Regions from separate parts of the Homo sapiens genome. Here region 2 is linked to region 1. The links are chromatin loops, found by intact Hi-C in ENCODE. Cell type or tissue: endothelial cell of umbilical vein. All regions are shown on one strand. Links, peaks and the distances in the headings refer to the core of each region. The heading gives the core; the rest is flanking DNA. Region 1 holds the start of LOC101927344 (a long non-coding RNA gene). Region 2 overlaps NDUFA6-DT (NDUFA6 divergent transcript).

What was found. Hi-C counts contacts between places; a loop is a spot of excess contacts. Peaks named below come from ENCODE experiments on the same cell type or tissue, not always from the same donor. Only the 100,000 strongest peaks of a DNase experiment are listed, where the experiment ranks them.
Region 2: it touches region 1 in a loop (8-fold over the local background); 2 of 110 quality-filtered maps call a loop at or near these places.

What each region holds. Positions count from the first base shown.
Region 1 is chr22:42,436,358-42,439,261 of GRCh38, forward strand. It overlaps LOC101927344 (a long non-coding RNA gene), which reads left to right and starts at 1,810. Exons shown (of 6, transcript NR_188414.1): 1 at 1,810-1,975. It also overlaps a transcript of NFAM1 not described here. RefSeq lists enhancers at 1,005-1,104, 1,845-1,894, 1,858-2,359. In endothelial cell of umbilical vein, for the core only: a CTCF peak has its summit at 1,339 (motif pointing left); no DNase peak of the experiment used is centred there; H3K4me3 peaks cover 238 bases.
Region 2 is chr22:42,113,513-42,116,416 of GRCh38, forward strand. All of the region lies in intron 3 of NDUFA6-DT (NDUFA6 divergent transcript), which reads left to right. Among named protein-coding and RNA genes, the nearest start is that of CYP2D6, 16 kb to the right of the region's middle. In endothelial cell of umbilical vein, for the core only: a CTCF peak has its summit at 1,407 (motif pointing left); no DNase peak of the experiment used is centred there.

The DNA of each region.
Region 1 (2,904 bases), core at 117-2,616:
TCTGAGCTGGCTTCACTGAGGCAAAAAGGGTTCCAGGGTACTCAGGGGCCGATCCACCCTCTCTCTCAAACACCCTCACTATCAAAAAGGGCAGCCTCCATCCTAGGAGCAGCCGGGTTTACCTCTGGGGCCGTCTTGTGCCTCGCAGTGGCCCTGCAGCTGGGTGGTGCTGACCCCACCAGAGGCAGGCAGACCCACCTGGAGGCCATCTGCCCGCAGGCTGCCCGGGCTGGAAGCCTGGCCTGGCTTGTCTCCAGAATCCCCTCTCAGTTCCAGCTGCTTGTATTTTTGGCTCTTAAGCATTTGTTTGATGCCAGACACAGTTCTAAAGGCTTTTCTTGTACTTCAGCCCTCATAGAAACCTTGTATGGGAGGTGTTATGACTGCTCCTGCTTCGCAGATGAGGAAACTGGAGTTCAGAGAACACAAGCCACTTGCCCAAGGCCACACAGCGAAGACGCAGTGGAACAAGGGCTCCAGCTCCCGGGACCTGGCTTTAACCACTGCGCTCTCCTGCAATTCACCTGGTCCTTTAATCAGGGCAGATATTATACGCCTCAGCTGACATATTTAGTGAGGGAGAAAAACAGTGACTCACCTGCTTGAGGTCACAGAGGGGACCCGGGCTTTTCTACTGGACACATACCATGGTCCCCCTGCTATGCTCAGTTTCTGGGAGGCAGCAAGGAGCTAGTGCCAACTCCCCAACCCCGCCACACCAAAAGGAATCTTCAAGATCTGGAAGAAACAAAAAACAAAGGTGGCATGATTTTTTCTTTTTGTCTTTTTTTTTTTTTTTTTCTGAGATGGAGTCTCGCTCCGTCACCCAGGCTGGAGTGCAGTGGTGCGATCTTGGCTCACTGCAACCTCCTCCTCCCAGGTTCAAGTGATTCTCCTGTCTCAGCCTCCCAAGCAGCTGGGATTAAAGGCACCCACCACCACACCCGGCTATGTTTGTATTTTTTAGTAGAGACGGGGTTTTACCATGTTGGCCAGGCTGGTCTCGAACTCCTGGCCTCAAGTGATCTGCCCGCCTCGGTCTCCCAAAGTGCTGGGATTACAGGTGTGACCTACCATACCCGGCCACAATTTTCAACATTTATTCCACGTCCACCATGTGCCAAGGTTCTGGGAGGCTCGGGCCCTTGACACAACCATGTCCCTGAAAGAGACGAGCACAGAACCAGGAGGCCCTCAGACAACAGACGCCAGAGCCACCAAGTCCCCCACTAACGGTGCCACCCACTTCCCCTCCTGGCCACGCAGGACGGCCCCAGGGTTGGCCTGTGCTGATGGTGCCACCTGGTGGTAGACATGGGAACGCCCTCACCTGAGATTTCCTCTCCGTGACCCTTCTTCCCCCTCTAGGGGTCCTGGGCTGCCCTGAGGCCACCGCCTAGCAAGATCAAGATAGGGCTTGAGCGGCAGTGGGATAGGGCAGTGGGGGTTCCGGGGGGGTCCGGTGCAGGCAGAACCAAGAGTGTGCCGGCGGAGGGCTGTCGGTACAGGGTGCAGGGCGTGGCGGCTGCAGGACCTCAGCTTGCCTCTTTAAATCCCTTCCTGGGCACCGCGGTGGCCCGGCCCTTTCCCCTCGTGCTGTTTCTGCTGGAAACGCCGCACAGTCTCCTCGGGGGCAGCCGCCAGCGGAAACGGTTATTGGCCGCCAGGCAAGCCAGTCCCATCCTTCCCAGCAACTGGGACTTTCCGGGCAGGGCTCCCCAGCGCGGGTTCAGCTAATTAAGGAAGCAATTAGCCTCCCCTGAGGCTATTCATGCTTCCTCACCCACAGTTCTCAGGTTCTGTGAGACCAGAGCCTCAGTCTCCCGTGAGCAGAGGGTGTGTGTGTGGCTGCCACTATTCTGCAGACACGCTGGCTCCACCCCAGAGAGTTGCAGGGCCAGGAAATCTGCATTTAAACAGACCCTGGCTCTCACACTTCGGAAACTGCCCGAAGCACCTCTCAAATATGGGACAGGTTTGATACTCCCTCCCCCTCTCCGTTCCCCCGCTTCTCCCTTCTTCGCCCTCCTTCCCACTTCCTCCCTCCTCCCCGCCCCTTCTGCCCCCCACCTGCCCTCCCTCCCTCCCTTCCATCCTTCCTCCTCCTCCCGGCAACCTTTCTCCCTTCCCCACTCCCTCCCCTCTCCCTCCTCCTTGTAGGGACAGCGCCGCGTCCTGGGAAGGGCAGGGGCTCTGGCGTGAGCTCAGTTTGCATCCCAGCCTTGTCTCCTCAGGCGTTGAAGTGGGGGGCAGTTTCTGCATCCACAAAATGGGGATGAAATACCCACTTTGTCAGGGTTTAGTGAAGAACAATGGAAGTAAACGAAGTGAGAGCACTCTGCAAACAGTGAGATGTTGATAGAAAAGTAGTTTTAGGCCAGGCGAGGTGGCTCACGCCTGTAATCCCAGCACTTTGGGAGGCTGTGGCGGGTGGATCACCTGAGGTCAGGAGTTTGAGACCAGCCTGACCAACATGGAGAAACACCGTCTCCACTAAAAATACAAAATTAGCCGGGCATGGTGGCGCACGCCTGTAATCCTAGCTACTCGGGAGGCTGAGGCAGGAGAATCGCTTGAACCCGGGAGGTGGAGGTTGCAGTGAGCCGAGATTGCGCCATTGCACTCCAGACTGGGCAGCAAGAGCAAAACTCTGTCTCACAAAAAAAAAAAAAAAAAAAAAGAAGCTTCCAGGAGTAGACAGGAGGGCTCGCAGGAGGGACTGGGGTGTTCCTTCCAGGCTGAGAGGCTGAGGCTGGAGAGAGACGCAGGGGAAGTGGAATGAGAAGGCCTCCCTCCTCCCCTAGGCCTCCTCTGATGAAAACTACCTTCTCTCTCCAGCATCCACAGTCAGATGCATAAAACCATTTATTTTTTCTGTTCAGAAATTACTGGTATTGCAACTAG
Region 2 (2,904 bases), core at 181-2,680, 320 kb before region 1:
GCAGGCCGGGCGCGGTGGCTCACGCCTGTAATCCCAGCACTTTGGGAGGCCGAGGCGGGTGGATCATGAGGTCAGGAGATCGAGACCATCCTGGCTAACAAGGTGAAACCCCGTCTCTACTAAAAATACAAAAAAAATTAGCCGGGCGCAGTGGCGGGCGCCTGTAGTCCCAGCTACTCGGGAGGCTGAGGCAGGAGAATGGCGTGAACCCGGGAAGCGGAGCTTGCAGTGAGCCGAGATTGCGCCACTGCAGTCCGCAGTCCCGCCTGGGCGACAGAGCGAGACTCCGTCTCAAAAAAAAAAAAAAAAAAAAAGAAAAGAGGACGCCTAGGATGGACATTAACTCCACCCAAGTGTATAACTGAGGTCCTAAGAATTGATCAACCTGATCTGTTACCCAATAAGGTCATCCAATAACGGCTTAAGTTCCTTCTTCAAACTTCAGACCTCTGAACTGGTTAAGGGAGCATTCACAAAATTAATAGCCCCCCTGTCCTTGTGGCACCTCTTTTAAGGGGAAGAGAGTTGGGGCTGACTCCATAGATGTGGAGGGAAATGGGAAATTTTGGATATCTTTTTTACATTGTTCTACCTCACGTTGGAGTCCTTTTAGGGAGGGGTACTTAGGCTGAGAAGGAACAGGCTAATGGGATGGTGATTCCCAAGAATCAGGATTGTAAGGAGGAGGAATAACATGAGCAGGAGAAGGATCTGGAGCAGGAACGGGGACAGCAGCTGCTACCTGAGGGGAAGGGTTAGGGGCACTGAGCGTGGGGGAAGATGGTTTAGAGGATCCCATGTGCTGGAGTCTTTAGGCATGGGGACTGGCTTTTCTCACTCTTCAGTTTGAGGTGCTAGATTGGGTTTTTCCCTAGTTGTCTTTAAGGGAAAGAGGAGGACAGGTCCCTGCCTCCAACAAAGAGCATAGGCCAATTCTTCTTGAGAAACTGGACTTTTATCATTTACATATTGAATTAGAAGTTGACACATCACATCCTTGTTCAACCCAAACTTTGACCAAAAGATTGAGGGTTTGAGGATGGGTCCCTGAGTCCAAATAAAACAGCAATTGTTTGTCATTTGTTGCTTTTTCTTATGTTTAGTTCTCTCATTATCTTTCCAATATTTTAACATGAGACCTAGGGGACTAACAGCAGGAATATCTTTATTGCTGTCTTTATCCTTTTTACTCCGTGTCCTGCTTGGGGTGTTTCCCATGTTGGGTCCTAGTTAGGCTCAGTCCCTCATATTAGAGATTTCTTGCCTATCCTTTTCTGGAGGCTTGCTGAGGCTCAATCCCTCGTATTAGAGATTTCTTGCCTCTCCTTTTCTGGAGGCTTATTGAGGCTCAATTCCTCATACTAGAGATTTCTATCCTTTAGCCCCACCTGCTGGAGGCTCCTTGCACCCTTCTTTTGCTTCGTCCACTCTGGTCGCTTCCCGGAGGGGAATTTAGGTCCCTCTTACCTTTGGCACGCCCATATAAACCCCATGGCAGGATCTGTCCTAAGCCATATGAGGTGACCATGGAACCTCAGATAGGACACACTCATTCCGCACAGCAGTAGTGCTTAGTACCATTCACACAAGCAGCACCGCAAGCAGTAATGCTTGTGATCATTCATACACACTTTCAATCTCCAGAATATCTTGACCACCAAGGAAATGCTTTGTCACCCCTGTGACGTTTCTTACCTTGGTCTGTGCACAAAGTTACCTGGTCACCATGGTGTTGCAAGCCTTTTTTTCCCCACATTGCTGAGAGTCCGGATTTATTCGTCACACCGGGTGGGTTCCGATCCCTCACCCTGAGGCCACCGCAACGAGGCAGTGGGATGCGTCTCCTTATGAGAGGTGACCAGAGACCCCTTCCCTGGAGGAGAATGGGAATCCTGGATGAGCCCCAGATTTGTTGGAGATAAATGCTCAGTGCTGCAAAGTGAAACCAGCACTGAGGCGAAAGTTTTCTCAGCAAGGCAGTTTACTTCTGCAGAAGGGTGCTGCTTGTGTCAATCACGATTGCAAGAGCACACTGAACAAAGGAAAGCAGGGGTTTTTATTCCTAATGCAATCCCTCCCTCTGTGTCACTCCTTCATGGGCTGTGGTTGGACTGCACAATCTAAACTGACCCGACTGGCTATTTGTGAATACTTTCCCAAATAAGGAAGGGAAGGGAAATGTGAGTTACAGTGGTGGGACGTGCGGTTTCGAAGGGAGGAAGGGGTGAAGAGTGGGTAACCAAGGGAACAGATGTGAGTTATTGATTAGAACTGACAGGAAGGTTGTTTACAGTTACAGTAACTAGGGGCAAGGAGGCATAGAGAACAAGAAAGTTGAGTTTGAGAACAAAGAACAAGGAAGTTAACAGGCTAAACCTTTGAAGAGGAATTTTATTGTATCCTACATACTTGTTCTAGTCTGTTGTTGACACTTTCCAGTGCATTTTTTATTTCTTTAAGTGTGTCTTCCATTTGCAGAAATTGTGATTTTTTTTTCTTTATAATATCTGTTTCTCTGGAGAATTTTTCATCCATAGCCTGTATTTTTTTTGTTGTCTTTTTCTTTCTTTCTTTCTTTCCTTTTTGAGACTCTGAGCACTCTGTTGCTCACAGTGCAGTGGTGCAATCTCAGCTCACTGCAACCTCTGGCTCCTGGGTTCACGCAATCCCCCTGCCTCAGTCTCCCAAATAGCTGGTATTACAGGCACGCACCACCATGCCTGGCTGATTTTTGTATTTTTAGTAGAGATGGGGTTTCACTGTGTTGGCCAGGCTGGTCTGAAACTCCTGACCTCAAGTGATCAGCCCGCCTCAGCCTTCCAAAGTGCTGGGTTTACAGGTGTGAGCCACTGCGCCTGGCCAATCCATAGCCTGTATTGTTTTTTACATTTCTTTGTTTTCACT